Regions from separate parts of the Homo sapiens genome. Here regions 2, 3 and 4 are each linked to region 1. Evidence: chromatin contacts called from ENCODE Hi-C or POLR2A ChIA-PET data. All regions are on one chromosome and are shown on one strand. Each heading gives the region's core, a stretch centred on a gene start or an enhancer-like site at or near the end of the contact. The rest is flanking DNA. Distances are from core to core; before and after follow the strand shown.

Region 1 (6,426 bases), core at 1,329-3,828:
TCGACCTTTGCAAGAACAGTCTCCCTGCAGATCACATCCGGCAGACACTTTGGAACGTTGCTCAGAATCAAAGGAGCAGTCAAGTGGCACGCGGGGGTGGGAGGGAGGAACGAGTAAGCCCCCCAAGTAAACATAAAATCCAGACTGGAGTGGGTGTGGCGGTGGCTAAGCCACAAAAAGAAAAGTCTATGGCAACTGGCACCTGGTGCCTCATACACAGACAGGAAAGCACAGAAGACCCTAAAGAGAACCGACTTGCCAAGACCGAACAATAACTACATCCAATACATTCTTTGCTAATAACACAGGTAAATCTTAATTTCTCTAGGAAAACACACACACACACACACACACACACACACACACACACACACGCGCAAAGTGTTTATTCCCTCCAGCCCGATTCCCCACATCTCCAAACTCAACAACTAATTGCACCTTCCCCACAGAACCCGCGGCTAACCCCAGAGGACTGGTGAGGGCTGGCTTGGGATGAATAAACACTCGACACCTGACGGTCCTTTCTCTGCGGTGACTTTCACCAAGCCGAAGTGGCGCGCGCGCGGGCAGGCGGGAGCCGGGACCTGGCCCGCGCGGCGCCGCGCACCCGGATCCCGAGGCTACGCCGGCGAGCGCGGCGCGGGGGGCGGGGAGCGGGACAGCGGGACCGCCCGGGCCAAGCGATTGTTTCAAAGACATTTTTTATCAAGACCCTTTTGTATTCGAGCCCTACCTCTTTTTGGCCTAGGAAAGCTTTCGTGCAAGTGGAAGACGACTTTCTCCACAAAGTGCTGTATGTTACTGTGCTCCGGACCGCGTACGAACACCATCCAGTCGTGGGTGAAGCCCTCCACGGTGGGTTTTTTCCTCACCTGGGCGCGGTGCCCCAGCTCCAGCTTCACCTGCACGGCACACTGCGGGCAGGGGGAGGAGAGACAGCCGTGAATAACAGGAAGGCGAGGTTTCGGCAGTGAACGTTGCGCCTGACATTTTTTTCCTCCTTCTTGAAACGCACATAAAAGGAAACGGCGGTGCCCTCTGCATCCACGTTTCACGCGCGTGGGCGCGCACACTCCACACCCCCAAATATACCCGCCCGCCCGGCCCGGCTTGGCCCCAGGCGCCCCGGGCCCCGCATCTACATCGGACAGGATTGTAACGGAATGTTATCCCCAGTCGGGAAGGGGGTCGGGGAAAAGAGGGAGAACACACTCAGCCACGACAAGCACGACAACAAATGCATCGGAAACAAATCAGAAGGCGATGCCGGGGCGGTTTCCCGGCGTGGGAGGGGAGGTGGCTGGGACCCAGGGGGACCGAAGGGCTCCTGGCGAGCCCCCTCCCCGAAAGTACCGCGGCGACAGGCACACGCCGAGGAAGTCTTTGTGTACGTGTGTGTGCGTGCGTGTGGAGCGCTGTGCCAGGCGAAATGGAAACTACAGGCAGCCTCTGCTGATGGGCACAAACTCCCGTGCTCTTGCCACGGGGTTCGTGCACAACAAAAATGAGACGTCGTCATACACACTGAAACACACACACACGCCCGCAGGAAAACACGCCGAGGCATCCATAACTTAGAGCACCCCGCACCCCCCAGCGAAAAGCCCCACGCGATCGGCGAGGCCAGTCGAACCGAGCCCCCGCAACACACTTTCAAGAGCCCAAGTGGCTCCAAAGTATCTCCCACCTCCCCCCAAAAAATGAAATTCAGAAAGGCAGGGCGGCGGGCGGACAGCCGCCGAGCCTCGGCTCGCGCTCAGCACCTCCCGGCGCTGGGGCAAAGTTGCGTGCGGCCCCGCCGCTGTCAGCCCCGCACACTTCGGCTCACACACGCGCGCCGCGGAGAACGCACCATCGTAGCGGCCGCGGCGCTTTGCGGAGGTGCGGCCGCCGAGGCTGCTCGCCGCGTCCCCGGACTGTGCCCGCAGCTCCCGGCGGCGGCGGCTGAAATATGGCTGAGTTATTATTCGCCTCCTTCCACCGTGTGTGTGTGTGTGTGTGAGTGCGCGCGTGTGAGCGAGAGGGAGTGTGTGAGTGCGCTTCTTGTGACTGCAAAGAGGCGAGGAGGGAGGGAGGCGCGGGGGGTGGAGGGGCGAGTGTGAGCGTGTGTGAGTGTGTGTGTGTCTGTGTGTCTGTGTGCGCGCCGGGGGGGGGTGGGGGAGGAGGGGAGCGGAGGCTGAGGGAGAGGCGGCAGCTCCCTGCAAGCCGTACCAACCTTTCTCTAATTGGAACCGCGGAGCGCTGGCGCTGTCTGGGCTGCGGCGGCGCAGGGCGAGGAAGGAAAGTGGGGGAGGGCTTTTATTATTATTTTTGCGCGTACTTACCGAGCTAGCCATGCCTGGGGGCCCGGAGGTTTGCTGGGGTGTTGTGTGGTACCCCCCCCTCCTCCGCCCCCCCTCAGCTGTAATTCATGAAGAGGCTGCTATGAATGAGAGCGCGCCCAGGAGCGGAGGGTAGATGGCGGACATTCTCTGCCTTTTTCCCCCCGCGCTCGCTTGCTCGCTCGCTCGCTTATTAAACTCAGCCCCAAAAGCAAAAGCAGCAGCAGCAGCAGCAGCTCCAGGGTAAAGAAGATGATTGCGGAGCATGCGCCGTGGCGCCTGACACCCGGGCTCCGAGCCTCACAGGGCGGAGGGAGGGCTTGCGGGCGGGGCGGAGCGCGCGGGGAGGCAGAGCGAGCGAGCCAGGGGGAGCTCGAAAGAGCCAATCACCTGCCACCTCCCGAAACCCCGGCGGCCCGCAGCGCCACACTGGAAAGCCTCGCTTAAAGTAACAGGTTCCTGCTGGGGGGGTGGCAGGGAGGGGACGCAGGAGTGGGGAGAGCGGCCAGCTGGGGAGCCATCCCAGCCCCTGTGTAAACTCTGCTCGCCCTACAATAAAAAACGGATTAAAACTGCTGGAATGTAGCCACTGCTTAGAGCCCTCAGCAGCCGGAGAGGGGGTGTTAAATCAAGTCCTTAGCTAGTACGCACGGGGAGGAGGGAGTGGGCTTTCTTTTACTTTCCACCACGTATTTCTGTGGTTTTGTGCTGAAAAGACAAGAACTCACACCCAAACAAACTTACTTAAAGAGAGCGAGAGAAATGCCATCCTGCAAAAAACGAGCATGAAAATAGCAATGACTGAGGCTGTTCTAACCCGCAACGATCCCCTGGCCCCCTGCCCCATCCACTCACAGGCACCCGCCCGCCACCCTCACTCCCCGCCCTTCTGCCACCGCCACCGAAAATTTGAAAATGAAATGAACAAGGGAGAAACAAGGATGCTATTTCCTTGCAAGGGAACGCCTTCCGCTTTGGTAATCCCCGGCTGGGAAGCTTCATAAAGCGGTGCCCAGGTGAAAGCAAGACACCTGGGAGTGCCGGGTACAGACCCTCGGGGACCAGGCTTGGAGTTGTTTTCTTCGGGGGGCTTCCCCTCCTGACAGCCTACTGAGTTGCATCAGAACGTGGAGGATTGTCCTCTGAGGACGCGCGGGGCAACCGGGAGTCTTAAAATAGCAGATAAAGTTAATACTGACTGTAATGTGCGTAAATTGGATTATAATCTTTAGGCGTATTGGTGACAACCAGCGTAATCCATCTCTGAGTATTAATCCGGTTAGACTCCCGGGTGACAGCCAGTCGCAGGAGTGTTCCCAGAGTCGCGCCTCTGCAAATGTTCTCACTCGCGTTGTATTTGATCTCAGTGGCCGGAGATAGAACAGCGCGGCCACGCGTGGGGCGCGGAGAGGAGTATCAACTACTGGCTTCCTTTACAGACGCAGATAACCTTTAAAAAGGAAACGGATAAGATCTAGACGATTGATTTGAAAGTGAAAGATGGATGTGACTTTGGTTCGTTAAAAAAAGATCCTTGCATCTTCCTAGCCCTTAGACCTCTTTTGCCTTCTCTTTACTCCCCTTTTTCCCTCGCCTTCCAACTTCTTGCTGAACCTTGATTTTTCCTTCTCTTCTCCTTGCCTTTCCTCTTTGTCCCTCTTTCTTTCCTCTTTGTCCCTTTCTTTCCTCTTTGTCCCTTTCTTTCCTCTTTGTCCCTCTTCCTCTTTCTGACTGAACTTCCTTGCTTTCCTCTTTTCCCTTTACTTCCCTTTTCCACAAAAGCAAGTTGTCTCGGCCCTTGAATTGAGAAGAGCAGAATAGCGGGGAGGACGTTACCTAGGGCGTCCTGTGTCCTCGCTGTTAATTTTCAGTTCTCCCAGCAGCTCTCACAAAGATCCTGGGAATCAGGTCGGACCACTTGGAACCAACCTTAGTTTCCAAACCAGCAGCCTTCCAACTCAACTTTTGATTCCCTAAAACTGATATTCCGCTGCCTGTCAGTTATAATCAAGAAACTTCTTTGGCTTGAGGTCCCCAGTTCTTCCCAGCCTTCTACAGGATTTAGCATAGAATGGAGCAAACGACTGAAGGTAGAAACATTTTAATCTAAATCCAAGGGCTTAGATTTGTCAACTGACACACATATACATAACTGCATATCATCCTGTAGGTATATGCGTCGCTGTGTCTGTATGTATGTACAAGGACTACGTTTATATTCGCAGAGACAAGCTGTGTGGGTAGTATCTACGTGAAGGGGGGACCTATTTATTGTGCATTATTAAACTTTTCATAAAATAATCAAATTTGAGAGCAGTCCTTTGTAATAATAGTATTGGAAACTAAAGGTTATCTGGACGTGCCATTAGTAAAGCCATTTCTTATTAAGAAGTAACCATTAACAGCGAGTGTAGCTCAGGACACAGGCAAAAAACAACAATCCCATTCCCCGTTTGAGTTCATTTCAGGGTTTAACTTCTTCCGGCGCCAGCCACCGGACTCTCTTGAGATTGTCTCCAAAACTTGTACCCGCACAACAGATAGAGGTCTCTTTTTTGAATTATGTGTTTGCTGAATTCAGATTTATTCCAGCAATCACTAATAAGCCATAGAGTCTGAAAGGGTATTTTCCCAGTACCCCTCCTTCCTCAAAGAATGCTCTAACAACCCAACGTAGTTACTCCCAATCTCCAAATACTGGACATTTAGATTCCGTCAGTAGATGGCGCACGGAGCTCTTCCACGGACGTCCTTACGTGACCCCTTCACAACAAAAAGATCAGGAAGGGGGAGAAAAGAAAGAAAAGAAAACACAAGACTGAATACTCTCCCTTCAACTTTGGACAAAGAAATTTATGCAAGTCTGTCAATTTATTAATTACAACCTATTTTAATAAGCTTGCCATTAAAAACAATTAAAATCGATTAATTTCCTGTGCAGATCTTCACACTTTAACGTGAGGTAAAAATGTGGAAAATAACCTTTTGTGTACTTGACAATGTGGTTATAGAAAATGTACTGTAAAGAAATTTTAAGACAAACTTCAGTGCTAAATACAGAAATAGTAATATAATAACTAAAATGGAAGTGGTGAGGGATAAAATCATCTACTTATCCAAAGAATAATTATCTTACCAAAATTCATACTGTTGTATATAGCACAGTATGAAGCACCATGGGGTTAGTTTGAAGATCAGAAAAGTAATTAACATATCAAATAAAAATCGTGATGAAGAATAAAAGAGAACAGTGTCTGTGACAGATCACTACCACCACTACCATCACCATTGCCCTACCACCATCATTTTGGCTCCAGCCTTTTTATTTGCAATTGTTTTCTTTAGTCTGGAAGCTAAAGCCAGTTTCCATGTTTCTGGCAGAACAAAGAGAGGGCCTTTAACGTGTAATTAGAGTGTTAAGGAGCATCCTAAAATAAACTTATCTATTTGTTGTGATAGATAATTGATGCACAAATTCAAATCAATAAAAATTTACCATTTATTTCCCGTCATTGCTGTATAGACTTGGGGAGAAAAGAGGAAGAAGAAGCATGGAAAAAACTAGAAAATGTGCCAGACTCTAAATAGACATTTTGCAAAAATCAGACTCAAAGTAATTAAGGATTCTTCTTCCATAATTGTGCACCTTTTTCTGTGTACTGCATCCATGTGTTTATTCACAAAATCATTCCACGTCTCAGGCAGAGAGTTAGGCCCTAAGACTGTAAGAATGACAGGATTCCTGATATCAGAGTTTATAAACCAGGGGAGAAGTTTCGCCAAAAACTTTTTTTTTTTTAAATTTCATAACAGCTAAATTTGGGATAAGATGCGTGTCATATATAAGCGAGGAGCATAGAAACCTGACATGAACAGCCCAAGGACAGGAAAAACAGTGGCATGAGATTAGAAGCCAGGAGTCATTGTCCTTAATTCCACCTTTTAATACTTAAAAGGTGGGGAGAGGCAGATATCTTTCTTGCAACAGCAGCCAGTTCCTACTTTCCTTTTTCTTGATCTGAAGTATTTTGTATGTTCACTTTTTTACAGCTCTTTTAGGGAGAAAAAAAAAAATCCCACAATGAAAGAAAGCTAAGTCTTTTCA
Region 2 (6,426 bases), core at 1,778-4,277, 1.6 Mb before region 1:
TTAAAAATTAGGCAGGCCAGGTGCGGTGGCTCACGCCTGTAATCCCAGCACTTTGGGAGGCCGAGGCGGGCAGATCACCTGAGGTCGGCAGTTCGAGACCAGCCTGACCAACATGGAGAAAGGAGAAACCCCATCTCTACTAAAAATACAAAATTAGCCAGACAAGGTGGCACATGCCTGCAATCCCAGCTACTTGGGAGGCTGAGGCAGAAGGATCGCTTGAACCCGGCAGGCAGAGGTTGTGGTGAGCTGAGATCATGCCATTGCACTCCAGCCTGGGCAACAAGAGCAAAACTTCGTCTCAGAAAAAAAAAAAAAAAATTAAGCATAGTGGCACACACCTATAATCCTAGCTACTTGGGAGGCTGGCATGTGAGGATCCCTTGAGCCGAGGAGGTGGTGGCTGCAGTGAGCTATGATCTCACCACTGCACTCCAGCCTGGTTGACAGAGAAAGATCCTGTCTCTAAAAATAAATTTAAAAAATTTTTTTAAAAAGAAAAGAAGGCCAGGCGCAGTGGCGCATGCCTGTAACCCCAGCACTTTGGGAAGCTGAGGCGGGCAGATCACTTAAGACCAGCAGTTTGAGACCAGCCTGGCCAACATGGTGAAACCCCCTCTCTACTAAAAATACAAAAATTAGCCAGGTATGGTGGCAGGCATCTGTAATACCAGCTACTCGGGAGGCTGAGCCGGGAGAATGGCTTGAATCTGGGAGGCGGAGGTTGCAGTAAGCCGAGATAGTGCCACTGCACTCCGGCCTAGGCTGCTGAGCAAGACTCCATCTCAAAACAAAAACAAAAACAAAAATAAAACTTAGCCAGGCATGGTGGTGGAGGCCTGTAGTCCCAGCTACTTGGGAGGCTGAAGCAAGAGAATCTCTTGAACCCAGGAGGTGGAGGTTGCAGTGAGCCAAGATCGTGCAACTACACTCTAGCATGGGCAACAGAGTGAGACTCTGTCTCCAAAAAAAAGAAAAAAAATACATTAGAGGAGACTCCGTAAAATGTGATATCCAGACCTTAGGAGTATTCACATGACAGAATAGAGGAAATACATCATCAAACAATTCAAGAACATTGTTTAGAATTCAAGGGCATGGTTTCCAAATTAAAAGACACATTGGAGAGTCCAGTACAATGCAAATTTGGGCTCAACAATGCCAATTATCATTAAGTTTCAGAACACTAGAATAAGAAAATTTCGAATATGTTTTTAGAGAGGAAAGAATAGATCAAAACCAAGAAGCAGGCATCAGACTACTGGCTGCTAAAAGACGATGGAGCAACAGAGCAATGCCTCCAAGACTCTGAGGAAAAATTATGTCCAACCAATCAAGTGTGAGGGTAAAAACAAAGAAATTTTCAGACATCCAATCTCTTGAAATTTTTACTCTCCTCATACTTTTTATCTGGAAACTATTGGAACATGTGTTCCACCAAATGAGCCAAAAATGAGAAGATGTGAAATCAGGAAAAAGAATACCCAACTCGAAAGAACGGGGAAGGGAAACCCCAGAATGGTGGTGAAAGGCGATCAGATAAGAAGGCTCCAGAAGAGGTAGCACCAAGGAGATGAAACTGAATACATTGAGAGGAGATTTTCCACATACTATATTGTATTATGGAATTTCACTCTATGATTTCCATAAACTACAGCAAAGGCCATTTTTGAACTTCTTTTACTGCACACGTTAACAGTAGGAATTAAAATATTTTTTGAATAAATGAAAGAATGGAATACCTGAATTTGTACAGTACAGTATACACTTTGATAAGGGCTTTAGGCCAGGCACGGTGGCTCACGCCTGTAATCCCACACTTTAGGAGGCCGAGGCAGGTGGCTGGCTTGAGTTCCAGACCAGCCTGGCCAACATAGTGAAACCCCGTCTCCACTAAAAATACAAAAATTAGCCGGGCGTGGTGGCAGGTGCCCACAATCCCAGCTATTTGGGGGACTGAGGCAGGAGAATCGCTTGAACTCAGGAGGCGTAGGTTGCAGTGAGCTGAGATCGCGCCACTGCACTCCAGCCTGGGCAACAGAGTGAGACTCCGTCTCAAAAGAAAAAAAAAGGACTTTAAGGTAGATACAGAGGCTTCAGTATCCTGATGACTCTCATTCATTCTGTATGAACGATACTGGCGACACTGATTCACTCATCTACTTGAAGACCAAGAGCAGAATCATATTATGCTTTGAGAGGGGCACAGGGTAGCCTATTGTTAGGCAAATAGACCGCAGCAAGATTGTCTAAAACCAAATTCCATTTCATCATTTAGTATCTGTGTAACTTGGTCAAGTGACTTAACCTCTCTAACCTTTGATTCCCTAACTTGAAAATAGGGTTATTAATTCACAGGGTTACTGTGAGGATGGAACTAATGCCTGGGATTCCACATTATCATTTCCTCGAGCTTTGGAATTCTAATTATAAATTCTAAAGTCTGAGATTACGGAAAAGCAGATGTGAGAAAGGAATTAAAAGCACCCACTGGAAGCCAGGATGTCTCCTAGGAGGGACTTGCTATTACCTAGCTGCGCAGCAACAGGCAATCGCTTGCCTACAAGTCTCACTTTCCGCGCCTGCACAGTCTCCATCTGCCCTGCCCTTGTACTCACTGGGCCGGGCAAGCTGGGGAGGCCTAAGCGGACTGGGAAGTTAGGCTTTCCCTCCACTTCACCAGTCGGCTGCCCCTGCGGAAACCGGCCCGACACACCTCGCTCCTAAAGCCAGTTGCGGTGGTGGTGGCGGTTGGGGCTTTTTTTGGCCACGAGAGGGCAGCATTTCCCCCGGCCAACCACACACGTACCCCTAGCAACAGCAAACCCAGCTGCAACAGAACAAAAGACCGAAGTCCTCGAGCTTCCCTTCCATCTTAGGGCTCACGCCGCCCCGGTTAGGTTTCATTAGAGCAGCGGCTTTTCAAGGCTCGTCGGGCACGGAGGGCGGAGCGAGGGAGCTCTCGCGAGATCGCCGCCGGAAGTGGGTGGTGGCGGGGACGCAGCGGCTCCCTCCCGGAAAGCGAGCGTATCTCCCGAGCCGTTGCCACTGACAGCCGCGGGCGCTCCCATCTGAGTAAGAGCCAGCCCGTCCGCGGCCTCTCCAGCCCCGGGTTCGCGCTCTCGACTCTCCTGCCTGCCCAGCTGCGCGGCGGAGCGGAGCGAGGCGCGGCCTGCGAGTCCCCGGCAGCCCCCGACCCCTCCCTCGGCGCTGCGTGTAGGCCGCGCCCTCAGGCCCAGTCCGCGGTGCCCCGGCGGGTGATGCCAAATACAGCCATGAAGAAAAAGGTGCTGCTGATGGGGAAGAGCGGGTCGGGGAAGACCAGCATGAGGTCGATAATCTTCGCCAATTACATTGCTCGCGACACCCGGCGCCTGGGGGCCACCATTGACGTGGAACACTCCCACGTCCGATTCCTAGGGAACCTGGTGCTGAACCTGTGGGACTGTGGCGGTCAGGACACCTTCATGGAAAATTACTTCACCAGCCAGCGAGACAATATCTTCCGTAACGTGGAAGTTTTGATTTACGTGTTTGACGTGGAGAGCCGCGAACTGGAAAAGGACATGCATTATTACCAGTCGTGTCTGGAGGCCATCCTCCAGAACTCTCCTGACGCCAAAATCTTCTGCCTGGTGCACAAAATGGATCTGGTTCAGGAGGATCAGCGTGACCTGATTTTTAAAGAGCGAGAGGAAGACCTGAGGCGTCTGTCTCGCCCGCTGGAGTGTGCTTGTTTTCGAACGTCCATCTGGGATGAGACGCTCTACAAAGCCTGGTCCAGCATCGTCTACCAGCTGATTCCCAACGTTCAGCAGCTGGAGATGAACCTCAGGAATTTTGCCCAAATCATTGAGGCCGATGAAGTTCTGCTGTTCGAAAGAGCTACATTCTTGGTTATTTCCCACTACCAGTGCAAAGAGCAGCGCGACGTCCACCGGTTTGAGAAGATCAGCAACATCATCAAACAGTTCAAGCTGAGCTGCAGTAAATTGGCCGCTTCCTTCCAGAGCATGGAAGTTAGGAATTCCAACTTCGCTGCTTTCATCGACATCTTCACCTCAAATACGTACGTGATGGTGGTCATGTCAGATCCGTCGATCCCTTCTGCGGCCACTCTGATCAACATTCGCAATGCCCGGAAACACTTTGAGAAGCTGGAGAGAGTGGATGGCCCCAAGCACAGTCTCCTTATGCGTTGAATATTGCCAAATGCTCTTTCTGAAAATGCTGAATTGCCTTTTTTGTTTGCATCCTTTATTTTTAATATTCATAATGTCGTGTGCTTAAAAGTGGGCTTTGAAGTGTGTGCTGCTTACTCCTTTCATCTTTCTCCCCGCTTCCCCAGTCTTTAAACATTGGACGCTATTTACTCAGCTACCCAGTAGAGCTTGAAGCTGACCTTTCTGAGAAGTTGGTATGGTGTAACACTAAAGTAGGTGGTTCGTGTGTGTTCTCATTACCTGGTTATGATAGATATGCACATCAAAGCCTTTACCAGTATCTTCCTGTATTCCGTATCAGATTGCAAAGACGGAATGTTACTATTTTATCAGCAAGGTATTAAAATGCATTTATAAATTCTTCTTGGCTTCATTCATGAATAAACGTGTTAGCAATTTAAAACATGTCCTTATTTGAAATAACTTGAAAGTGCTTAATATGCAAATCTAAAAATTCTGACTGCCCACAAGTATTGCTTGACTGGCAAATTTGATTCTGTGAATTTAGCCCCCAGCACTTTAGTGATGTTTGGTAACAGCTGTAGAAGCGCTTATGCTATGGACTGAAGCTAGACCACCTGAGTTAGTATTCTGGTCCCTTCACTTACTAGCTCTGTGAACATGGGCAAATACTTAATTTCATTACACTTGTTTCCTCATTGGTAAAATGTGGGTCAGAATACTACTTTATAGCCAGTCGTGGTGGCTCACACCTGTAATTCCAGCACTTTGGAAGGCTGAAGTGGGAGGATCACCTGAGATCAGGAGTTCGAGACCAGCCTGGGCAATATAGAGAGACCCTCTCTCTACAAAAAAAAATTTTTTTTCATTAGCTAGGCGTAGTGGTGCGTGCCTACAGTCCTAGCTGCTTGGGAGGCTGAGGAGAGAGGATTGCTTGAGTCCAGGAGGTAGAGGCTGCAGTGAGGCATAATTGTGTCACTGGCCTCCAGTTTGGGTGACAAAGCAAGACCCTATCTCAAAAACAACAATAAAAAACCACTTGATAGGATGTTTAAAAGGATTAAATTCAACATGGTAAGTATTTAGGAATGGTGCCTAGCGCATAGCATACTCTGTTAACTACCATTACTACCTACTGAGCCATTCTTCCCCAAATTACTGGATATGAAACCTATTTGAATATTTGATCCCTTACTAAATGTCAGGTGTTCTTAAGCACTTGTGCATTTATCTTACTGAATCCTCACAACCTATGTGGTAGGTTACTTTGATCGCTATTTTAGCAGATGAGCAAACTATGATCTTATTAAGGTCATACAGCTAAACCCAGGCAATCTGACTACTGACTCTCCTAATCATTACACCCCATTACTTCCATTGAAAAGTTAACCATAAGAGTCATAGCTTTTTATTTATTTTTGGTTTGTTTGTTTGAGACGGAGTCTCGCTCTGTTGCCCAGGCTTGAGTGCAATTGCGCGATCTCACTGCAACCTCCGCCTCCCAGGTTCAAGCCATTCTCCTGCCTCAGCCTCCCAAGTAGCTGGGACTACAGGCATGTGCCACCACGCCCAGCTCATTTTTGGTATTTTTTAGTAGAGACGGGGTTTCACCACTTTGGCCAGGCTGGTCTGGAACTCCCGACCTCAAGTGATCCACCCATCTCAGCCTCCCAAAGTGCTGGATTACAGCCATAAGCCACTGCACCCGGCAATTTTTTTTGTTCTTATAACTTGCACATATCAGCACTGATGGGTCCTAGCTTTTTAAATGTAGATTATTCCTTCATATAATTCCAAATTTACATAGTGGGTAAGCTGAAGCCCAGGAAGCTAAGTGACCTCCCTCAAGGAATAGAGTTTCACTCATTTTGGGCAAGATCACTTTCCCATTTGTATTTCTCTAGAAATTGGATAATACTGAAACAGATTCTTAGATCACCTACTTTTAAGGAAGGATTCTGAGGTTCCTAATTTGGATTGGCAATGTGGTGTAGTAAAATGGACAAACAGATCTAAAATGTCCCATTCCACTTCCAGCAATAGCTGCCTTAAGGATTGTTTGAAAAGAAATCTAAGTATTTTAGAGCGAAGAGACCTGTGATCAACTCTAAGCCTTTCATTTTACACTCGAGGTGCTATCTTTGTATGGACAGTAAACATAAGTGATAGGGCTTTAGAATTTCTAAGGCTTTATAAAATTATTTAATGTTCATTAAACCCTTTCTAGCAGCAGATGTGGATG
Region 3 (2,500 bases), core at 1-2,500, 1.5 Mb before region 1:
TAGGCTGAGGACATGAGGTCATACGTGGAGCTCACCAAGGGCAGGTTGACCACCCGAGTCACCACACTCTGCAATCAAAGTAGGGAGGGTATGCTTATTAATCTCTCAAAACACAAAAGGAGAGAAAGTAGACAAAGGCTACTCAAAATTCATACCGGTTGTGGATCAACTGCAACGGATGCCATTTTTCTTCCTGGAGAAAGAAATCTGCAGAAAAGAGACTTATTTCAGAACACCGGGATAAGACTCTCCCAAATTCATTCCCCAACCCAAGCAAATGCTGATTACAAGTAGAGAAAAATGCAGGGTGAGCTCCCTGTAGTCTTCTGCACTTCTTTCCTCTCTCCAGCTCTCCAGGTCCCCCTCCTGAAAGACCCACACCCACACAACCCCACTCCCTCTTTTGAGGCAAAGTTTCAGAGCTTATGTGTAAACTTGCAATACTCAGGAGGGAGAAGTAAAGTTGTTGACATACTTCTCTTGTTTCTCCGAGTATCTGTTAACAAAAATGCTAGCCAAGCCGGACGCGGTGGCTCACGCCTGTAATCCCAGCACTTTGGGAGGCCGAGGGGGGTGGACTGCTTGATGTCAGGAGTTCAAGACCAGCCTGACCAACGTGGTGAAACCCCGTCTCTTCTAAAAATACAAAAATTAGCCGGGCGTGGTGGCGGGCGCCTGTTATCCCAGCTGCTCTGGAGGCTGAGGCAGGAGAATCGCTTGAACCCGGGAGGCGGAGGTTGCAGTGAGCCTAGATGGCGTCACTGCACTCCAGCCTGGGCGACAGAGCGAGACTCCGTCAAAAAAAAAATGCGGTTTTCTAACGCGTTTCCCTTTCGATAATGTCCCTTCGACAAATATTGTTTTCCCACAACCACCCAAGCAGGCCAAGGGACATTCGATAGCAATCGCCCTAAATCTGTTGGCAGGAAAGAAGCCTCAACGCACAAAGGCAAGGGTCGAAAGCGCGGGTTCAGCAGACCGCCCCTACCCAGCCAGGACCTGGAAGCCGCGAGGCGAGCGGGGGGTCTCGGACCATCACCCCCGCGTCCCGTCCACCTTTGAGCCCCGCGGGGAGCAGAGCAGCGGTCCCAAGGCCCCGGGGAGCCCCCCACCCCAACTGGGCGCCGCTGGGGGCCCGGGACCGGTTCGCTGGGGCACCCACTGGGCGCGCACTCACCGACGGACTGCAGCGAAAGGCGAAGAGCAGGCGCGTCCCGAAGACGACTCCGGCTGCCACGACCCGGTCAAAGCGTGGGGCCCGCGGGCGCCCGGGCTATAAACCCCGCCTCGCCGCCCCTCCCCAAGCCTCCGCAGCACGTGACCCGCGGCAGCACGCCCTGTCCCAAGCCCGAGTGTCACCCTCGGGCACGTCCCGGCGCCCTCCCCCAACGCCGGCCCTCCTAGAGTGGTGGGGGCCCGGTCGGGTTGAGAGGGTGTGCTGCCTGGGCGAGGGGCCCCGCCACGGGGAGAGGAGCCTGTCGGGAGCCGGGCGGGGGCCCGGCCTGGGGAGGCTGGGAGTTGGAGGTAGCCCTGCCTGGAGTCGGGGCGCTGCCTGGAGTCGGGGCGCTGCCTGTGGTCGGGGTCCTGCCTGTGGTCGGGGTCCTGAGAGGCCCGGGGCAAATGGGGATGGCGCCCAGGCCGGCTTTGGGGTTTTGAAAAATGCAAACAAATTCACACCAACTTGTTGAACGGCGTTAGTCCTCAGAATAGAACTCTAAAAATGGAAGCGGTGGCTCACGCCTGTAATCACAACACTTTGGGATGCTGAGGCGAGAGGATCTGTCGAGCCTAGGAGTTCGAGACCAGCCTGGCGAAGATTTTTATTTTATTTTAAAAAATAGCCCAGCGTGGTGTCGTGCGCCTGTGGCCCCAGCTACCTGCGAGGCTAAGATGGGAGGATCGCTTGAGCCTGGGAGGTCGAGGCTGCAGTGAGCCGAGATCGCGTGGCGCTGCACAATGGCTTCTACGCTGTTATTTTTAGCGAAGTAATAACTTTTAAAAGTTTTGTGGCGGCTGGGCGCGGTGGCTCACGCCTGTAATCCTAGCACTTTGGGAGGCCGAGGCGAGCGAATCACCAGCCTGGCCAACATGGCGAAACCCCGTCTCTCTCAAAATACAAAGAAAGCAGCCCAGCGTGGTGGCGCGCGCCTGTAGTCCCAGCTAGTCCCGGCTGTTTAGCGGGGTTGGGGGCAGGCGGGTGGGTGGCTGAGGTGAAAGAATCTTTTGAGCCCAGGTGGTCGAGGCTGCAATGAGTCGAGATCGCGCCACTGTACCACTGCACCCCAGCCTGAGTGACTGAGACCCTGTCTAAAAAAAAAAAAAGAAAAGAAAAAAGAAAAAGAAAACAAAAAACTTAACTCCAGATCACTCCAGAATGACAGCTGCCTAGGGTTATGTGACATAGGCAACTTTATACGTGCAGGGTTATGCATTGTTTTTCAAAGACAACTTAAAACGTCATCTGAGTCCCAGTTGTGTTTTTTTGTTGTTGTTGTTTTGT
Region 4 (6,426 bases), core at 2,903-5,402, 1.2 Mb before region 1:
TTTTAATTGTACCTTTATTCAACTTAGTTCATTAAAAATGTACTTGTTTTAAAGATCCTGCAAATAAAGTGACCACTCACTAATGTGGGCTATAGGTCACCCCTCAGCATGTTATTTATTTTTTTTTAAAAAGCAGTATGTCTTATAGGAATCTTACTGATCACACAGTAGTTACAATAATGTCAGATGTGATGTATACATTCTAAATGAGACAGGCTGGTTAAGAATTTACATAATGTAAAAATATACATATTAAAAGTTAGCCAAGTGGACAGATGCATGCAGTGGGGAGAGCAGGTGACAGGAACTGCTTTAATGATCAGTACAGGGCCCAGATGCAAGGAATCTGGGTTTCCCCTATTATAGTAAATAGCTTTCACTAATGTATACAGGAATTCCATACACATCTAAACACACGAGGGTAAGTTGTGACTTGCTACATGTACAGTCTAAAGTGGTGTAACTGTGATCTTCCTGTGATACTCCCAAGAAAACTAAATAGTGGACCCCATGCAGGTAGTGGGAAGCACTGGTCTTTTATCACAGGTTGAACCTGAGGAGGTTTAACTCCTGACATTAGTATTTGTAAAGAGTGTATGACTCCTTTTTCTATGTTTTCTCCACAACTGACATGCATTCAGTGTGGGGGAATTCTGATGGCTATTTGACCTATCAGTGATAACTGAACTACTATTAAAAATGTGGGAACCTTTTCAATAATATTGAATTACACATTTAACATTAAAAAAAACAAAAACAAAAACATGGATCATCCATGGCTTTAAGCCAGAAGGTAGAAGGGAGTGTGTCTGAATTTTAATGCTTTTAGTTATACTATTCTGTGGTTTCTACCGCTGTCCTAAAGAATGACACTGGTACACTGCTTCTTTCCATACCAACACAGGCACTAGTTTGAACTCAGACAAAAGCTGAAACAGAAGAAGTGCCACTCTTTCTCCAGGGTCTTTTGAGAAACTGGATCAAAATTATAAATTACTCAAGTTTCCTTTTCAGTGGTATCTTTATGTGTGTAACTAGAGAACAAACCAAATAAGAAATGTCTACCCCTGCAAGAGTGTGGACTTTGGGTGTAGTTCTGTTAGGAGTCAGGAACCTCGAGCAGCAGTTTACAGTCAGGGCTGTTTTCTTACACACACCCCATTTACCCTGCGTTTGTGCCAACTATTACGGCAAATGCGTTTTGCAGGGATTATGCTTCACAGCTGAGGCCTACAGATCCTCTTAGGGAGATTTCTCTAGCTGAGTAGAAAACTTCTATCCGAAAAGGCGCTGGGTTCTGTGAACCTGAAGAGAAGACTCAGGGTCTCTCTGAAAGCCTTTAAATTACTGCTGGAATTGGAAGTTCCTATTAGTGAGAAAAGAGCATTAAAATAACTTGAAGGTCTATTTTATTGGCAACTTAGAATGCAAAGTATTTTATTTTTAAACTTTTAAAATTTGAAAACAAACTAGCCTACATTAAATCATATAGTTTCCAAAGCTGAACGTTCTCACTTGGAGCTCAGTTCTGCCGCTTGAAATACAAACACAACTTCTAACGCTCCTAGGTGGGAACACTACTGTTTGATGATCTATGATTAGATGAACTGATCGATCTCAGTTGGCAACACCCCTTTTTTCCCTTGGTAAGGGTTTAAAAAATTCTAGAATAGATGCATTTTTCTAGTTTTACACTGACAATTTCATCCCATACGTCTCCTGGGAGGCATAGACCATGTATAGGAATCCATCTTCATCCTTCTCACTCTCATACACCTCTGAGACTGGTGTGGAGACGCTCACCATGCTATGTCCGTTCACCACCAGGAGGAAGGCTTGATTAGCATTGAGCTGTAAGCGCCTTCTAATTATCTTGATGAGCTCACTCATGTTGACGTCTCGAACGTCAGGTACAAGGAACTTCGTTTTATCCAGGACAGGAAGCTGCTTCTCACCTTGGTATCGTTCTGTTATCACCGGGCTTTTGGCTGGATGCTGCTCTTGAATAAGTCGGACATCTACTCTTTGTTGGAAGGTGCGGCGCTGCTTGAAGGTCTTCTCCGCTGGCCTGGTGCGGGGATCCAGGCGGCGGCGGCGACGGCGCGAGGGTCCCCGCGGCTCCTGGGGGCGGCGCGGGCGGTAGAAAGTATTTTTTCTTGTCATTCTGGAAGCAGTACAATGTAACAACTATTTACATAGCTTTTACGTATAACTAATGTAGAGATGATTTAAAGTATAGGGGAGGGCTGGGAGCGGTGGCTGGCGCCTGTAATCTCAGCACTTTGGAAGGCTGAGGTGGGCGGATCACTTGAGGTCAAGAGTTGGAGACCAGCTTGGCCAACATGGTGAAACCCCGTCTCTACTAAAAACACAAAAATTAGCCTGGCGTGGTGGTGCATGCCTGTAGTTCCAGCTACTCGGGAGGCTGAGGCAGGATAATCGCTTGAACTCAGAAGGTGGAGGTTGCAATGAACCGAGATCGTGCCACTGCACTCCAGCCTGGGTGACAGAGCAAGGCTCTGTCTCAGGAAAAAAAAAAAAAAAAAAAAAAAAAAAAAAAAAAAAAAGGGGGCGGGGGGAGAATGTGTATAGGTTATATACAAATACTGCATGATTTTATGTCCTGGACTTGAGCATCCTCAGGTTTTTGTAAACGGCAGCTAGTAATCAAAACCATCTGCTGCTTAACAGTCCTGGATGCTGGTACTGCCTGTGGCCATAGTGAGGAGTCACAAGCTATCTCTCTTTGCTCAGTGACAGGTCTGCAAGTCTCATTATTTCCTGGCCATCTCTATTGGATGCCCATAGACAACTCACATTTGCCTTTACTTATACCTCTCTTAAATCTGGGCCTTGTCCACTTTCTCAGTGAGTGGTGTCACTTTCCATTCAGTTGGCAGAGGCAGTCCCCACCTCCCTCAGTTGTCTATATCCAATCTATTTTGAGACAGGGTCTTGCTCTGTCACTCAGGCTGGGTGCAGTGGTGTAATCATAGTTCAAGGCAGCCTCACTCTCCTGGGCTCAGGGGATCCCTCCTGCCTCAGCCTCCTGAGTCACTGAGACCACAGTCATGTGTCACCATGCCTGGCTAATTTTTAAATTTTGTCTCTTTATGTTGCCCAAGCTGGTCTCAAACTCCTTGGCTCAAGTGATCCTCCTGCCTTGGCCTCCCAAAGTGCTGGAATTATAGGTGGTAGCCACTGTGTCCAACCCATATCCAATCTAATAGTAAATAAATCCTTTTAATTCCACTTCTCCAATGTCTCAAATCCATCCATTTTTCCGTATCCTGGAGAAGGTGCCACCTTCTATTGCCCATCTGTCCTGCTGGAGCCACAGCTGTCTTTCTAGAGAGAAATCTGACAGTGTCCTTCCTGCTCAGGCCCCACCAGTTCCTCCCCATTGCTCTTAGAACAAAACAAACCTGATTGGAGACCCTGAGTGTGATCTGAAGTCTCCTCCACGATCTGGTCCCTGCCTTCCTTTCCAGTCTTTCTGGTTTTGAGCATCTCCCCCTTGTCCCCTTCACTCGAGTCTCTCAGAGCTTTGTGTGTTCTTCCTGGTCTTTCACATGGCCTTTGGGCCTGTCTCCATGGCTGTGTAACAGATCACCTCAAAACTTAGTGGCTTGAAACATCAGAAATTTATTCTGTCACAGTTCAGGAGGCCAGAAGTCCAAAATCAAGGTGTGGGCAGGGTTGGCTCCTTTTGGAGGCTCTGAGCAAGAATCTGCTCCATGTCTCTCCTTCCACTGTCATGGGGCTTCTTCCTTGTGTCCCTGTGGCCTTGTGTCTAAGTTTCTCCTTTATCTTACAAAGACATCAGTCATTGAACTTAGGGCCCACCCTAATCCAGTATGACCTCATCTTAACTAATGACATCTGCAAAGACCCCATTGCCAAATAAGGTCACATACTGAGATTCTGGGTGAAGGTGAATTTTGGGCAAACGTTATTTGAACCACTCACTACACTGTCATGTGCCAGGAATGTGGAATCCCCTCCCCACTTTTAGCTAAAACCGCCAGAATGGATTTAGCGTTGTGGAACCTCTAGACTCCTCCCGTGTGTGCACGCACCTTGTATGCACACATAGGTGCACACTGACAAGTGCTGGCACACACATGCCCAGGGCTTCCTCTTTCTCTCCCATGGTCCCTGGTGAAATTTCCTGTAATACCTTTTCATGCCCTCCCTCCGAGGCGGGGAGGGGTACCGCTATCTACAACCAGCTGTGGAAAATACCCCGAGAAGCAGTGAAGGGAGGCAGCACTAAGGAGGAGAGGGGTGTGGGCTGAGCTAGGAAAGAGGAGGTTTTAGGAAGCTGGCCTGGGGGTTCACTTGGAAGAAAACCTGTTCTCTTCCCAAATCTTAGGATGTCTGGTGGGATAAAGCCATCCAGTCTGGCCTCTCCCTACCCGCACCGCCTGGCCTCCTCATCTTTGTATTCCCAGAGACAAACCCAGGGCCTGGGAGACTGAATCCAAACATCAATTTACCAACCAATCAATCCGTAGAGCAGCGGTCTCCAACCTTTTTGACACCAGGGACCGGTTTCATGGAAGACACTTTTTTCCACAGACTGGAAAGGGCTGGGAGTGTGAGGTGGAGAATGGTTTCAGATGGTTCAAGCTCATTACATTTATTGTGCACTTTATTTCTATTATTATTACATTGTAACGTATAATGAAATAATTATTGTAATATAAGAATAATAATTATTATTACATTGTAATATGTAATGAAATAATTACAACTCACCATAATGTAGAATCAGTGGGAGCCCTTAGCTTGTTTTCCTGCAACTAGGTGGTCTCATCTGGGGATGATGGGAGACAGTGACAGATCATCAGGCATTAGATTCTCATAAGGAACATGCAACCTAGATCCCTCCCATACGCAGTTTACAACAGGGTTCACACTCCTATGAGAATCGAATGCCACTGCTGATCTGACAGGAGGTGGAGCTCAGGCGGTCATGCTTGCCTTCGCCCCGGGGCTCACCTCCGTCTGTGCAGCCCGGTTCCTAACAGGCCACAAAGGGGTACTGGTCTGCGGCCTGGGGTGTGGAGACCCCTGCCTTAGAGCAAAAGAGTTTTGGGGTGTGGTGAGAATACCTTGCCCGGGTGAGGAAGGCTTCCTGGATTGGAATGCGGCGTCCAAACTGATACCTGACGGGCAGCGAGCACTAGGCCAGGGGAAAGGTCTCCAGGCTGCCAGACCGCTGGGCAGATGATGGCTCTTCTGTCCACGGCACCTGGTTGGATGTCAGGAGTACTGAGGAGTGTGTGTGTGTGCGTGTGAGTGTGAGTGTGTGCGTATTTTTGTGCAGAGCAAGCGTGAAAGAAGCCAACAGGAGCCATACCCATGAGTTGAAAATATCAGAAAGGGGAGCTATGACCTGCAAGACACATTGTGAGTGTGGTGTCTTGGCCATTGTCCGCTGGGACCACAGGAAGGTCAGGGATGCACTTCTGCTTGGTCCTACGGCTGGCAGTTGGGAGATGCGGGCGTGGGGAGCGGAGCCCGATGAGTGTAGTGTCTGGAGCGGACTGGGAGCAGCTCGGCCTGGGTGTCCGAGGAGCGGGCGGGCGCTGCTCCGGGCGCCCACCAGGGGGCAGTGCTGCCGGGCGAGAGCGCGGTGGGCTGAAGGGCGCGGGGCTGCGGGGCTCGGGGGTGTGGGACTAGAAGGCGCGTGGCTGTGGGACTAGGGGCTGGCGGGCGCGGGGCGCGGGGCGCAGGGCTGCGGCGGGGGCGGCCAGGGCGGCTTTTGCCTCCCACGCAGGCAGGAGAGAGTTCTTGCGTGCCTGCCTATACTCGCCGCCGGGCATGTTTCCAGGTGAGCGGACCGTGCTGACTCTGGGCTGCAGAAATGCGCCCCCAGAGGAAAGCTCTGCGCTTTGCGGGAGCTCTTTAAAGCCAAGGTTCCAGAGAATGGATTTACCCCAAAGCTGATAACGCTAACGCTTCTGCCACCCCAAGGCCGTGTTCATGCATATATCTATACGAGATTCCCTGAAAGTGTGTATGTTTCAGGCCCACTGGGCTCTGCCTCTTGGTGACTCCACTCCAGGTTTCAGTTTGGTTGGCCCCTTGACGGTCTAGATCCCTAACCCCCAGATCCACCAGAGCTACTGAGAAACTGGGGCAAGCCTCCACAGAGACAAGCGACTTGGGGTATGTGTGGGTATATGGGTGTGGATGAGAGAGTGAGCGAGCGAAGGAGTTCAGCAGTATAGATGCCAGTAGCACCTACCCTTCCAGTTGTGACAACCTAAAGTGTCCCAAACATTGTCAAATGTCATATATCTGGCGAGGAGAGCCGGGAGTTGTTCCTGGTTGAGAACCACTGATTTAGAGATTGTAGCTTTCCTTTTCCATTGCTGCTTATGGGTTAAGCCTCACGTCTTTTCCAGAGGGGTTGTA

Evidence for each region. Hi-C counts contacts between places; a loop is a spot of excess contacts on that map. ChIA-PET counts read pairs that join two places held with the same protein, here RNA polymerase II (POLR2A). Pooled maps may share reads with other maps.
Region 2: a loop to region 1 is called in a map of naive thymus-derived CD4-positive, alpha-beta T cell, with 32 times the contacts of the local background. The contact joins the promoter of RRAGA here to the promoter of MLLT3 in region 1. A Hi-C loop is called at or near these places in 3 of 168 maps with a recorded cell type or tissue (CD4-positive, alpha-beta memory T cell and naive thymus-derived CD4-positive, alpha-beta T cell) and 9 of 50 pooled maps.
Region 3: a pooled map shows a loop between it and region 1 (13-fold over the local background). The contact joins the promoter of PLIN2 here to the promoter of MLLT3 in region 1. A Hi-C loop is called at or near these places in 9 of 50 pooled maps. POLR2A ChIA-PET finds 5 or more read pairs at or near these places in 2 of 52 experiments (CD4-positive, alpha-beta T cell and naive thymus-derived CD4-positive, alpha-beta T cell).
Region 4: a loop to region 1 is called in a pooled map, with 4 times the contacts of the local background. The contact joins the promoter of MAP1LC3BP1 here to the promoter of MLLT3 in region 1. A Hi-C loop is called at or near these places in 2 of 168 maps with a recorded cell type or tissue (heart right ventricle and naive thymus-derived CD4-positive, alpha-beta T cell) and 12 of 50 pooled maps. POLR2A ChIA-PET finds 5 or more read pairs at or near these places in 1 of 52 experiments (GM12878).

The regions. Positions count from the first base shown.
Region 1 is chr9:20,619,921-20,626,346 of GRCh38, forward strand. It overlaps MLLT3 (MLLT3 super elongation complex subunit), which reads right to left and starts at 2,579. Exons shown (of 11, transcript NM_004529.4): 1 at 2,325-2,579; 2 at 734-914. The coding sequence starts at 2,336. RefSeq lists silencers at 528-647, 1,868-1,917, 1,988-2,137, 2,558-3,017, 3,038-3,177 and an enhancer at 808-937.
Region 2 is chr9:19,046,400-19,052,825 of GRCh38, forward strand. RRAGA (Ras related GTP binding A) reads left to right here and starts at 3,028. Exons shown (of 1, transcript NM_006570.5): 1 at 3,028-4,626. The coding sequence starts at 3,261. The coding sequence ends at 4,202. It also overlaps a transcript of SAXO1 not described here. RefSeq lists an enhancer at 2,968-3,489 and a silencer at 3,097-3,286.
Region 3 is chr9:19,126,242-19,128,741 of GRCh38, forward strand. PLIN2 (perilipin 2) reads right to left here and starts at 1,251. Exons shown (of 8, transcript NM_001122.4): 1 at 1,178-1,251; 2 at 156-207; 3 at 1-68. The coding sequence starts at 185. RefSeq lists enhancers at 497-1,007, 1,008-1,517 and a silencer at 1,030-1,589.
Region 4 is chr9:19,459,237-19,465,662 of GRCh38, forward strand. MAP1LC3BP1 (microtubule associated protein 1 light chain 3 beta pseudogene 1) reads right to left here and starts at 4,153. Exons shown (of 2, transcript XM_047424278.1): 1 at 4,080-4,153; 2 at 1,690-2,068. The coding sequence starts at 4,153. The coding sequence ends at 1,690. RefSeq lists an enhancer at 1,643-2,144 and a silencer at 5,509-5,968.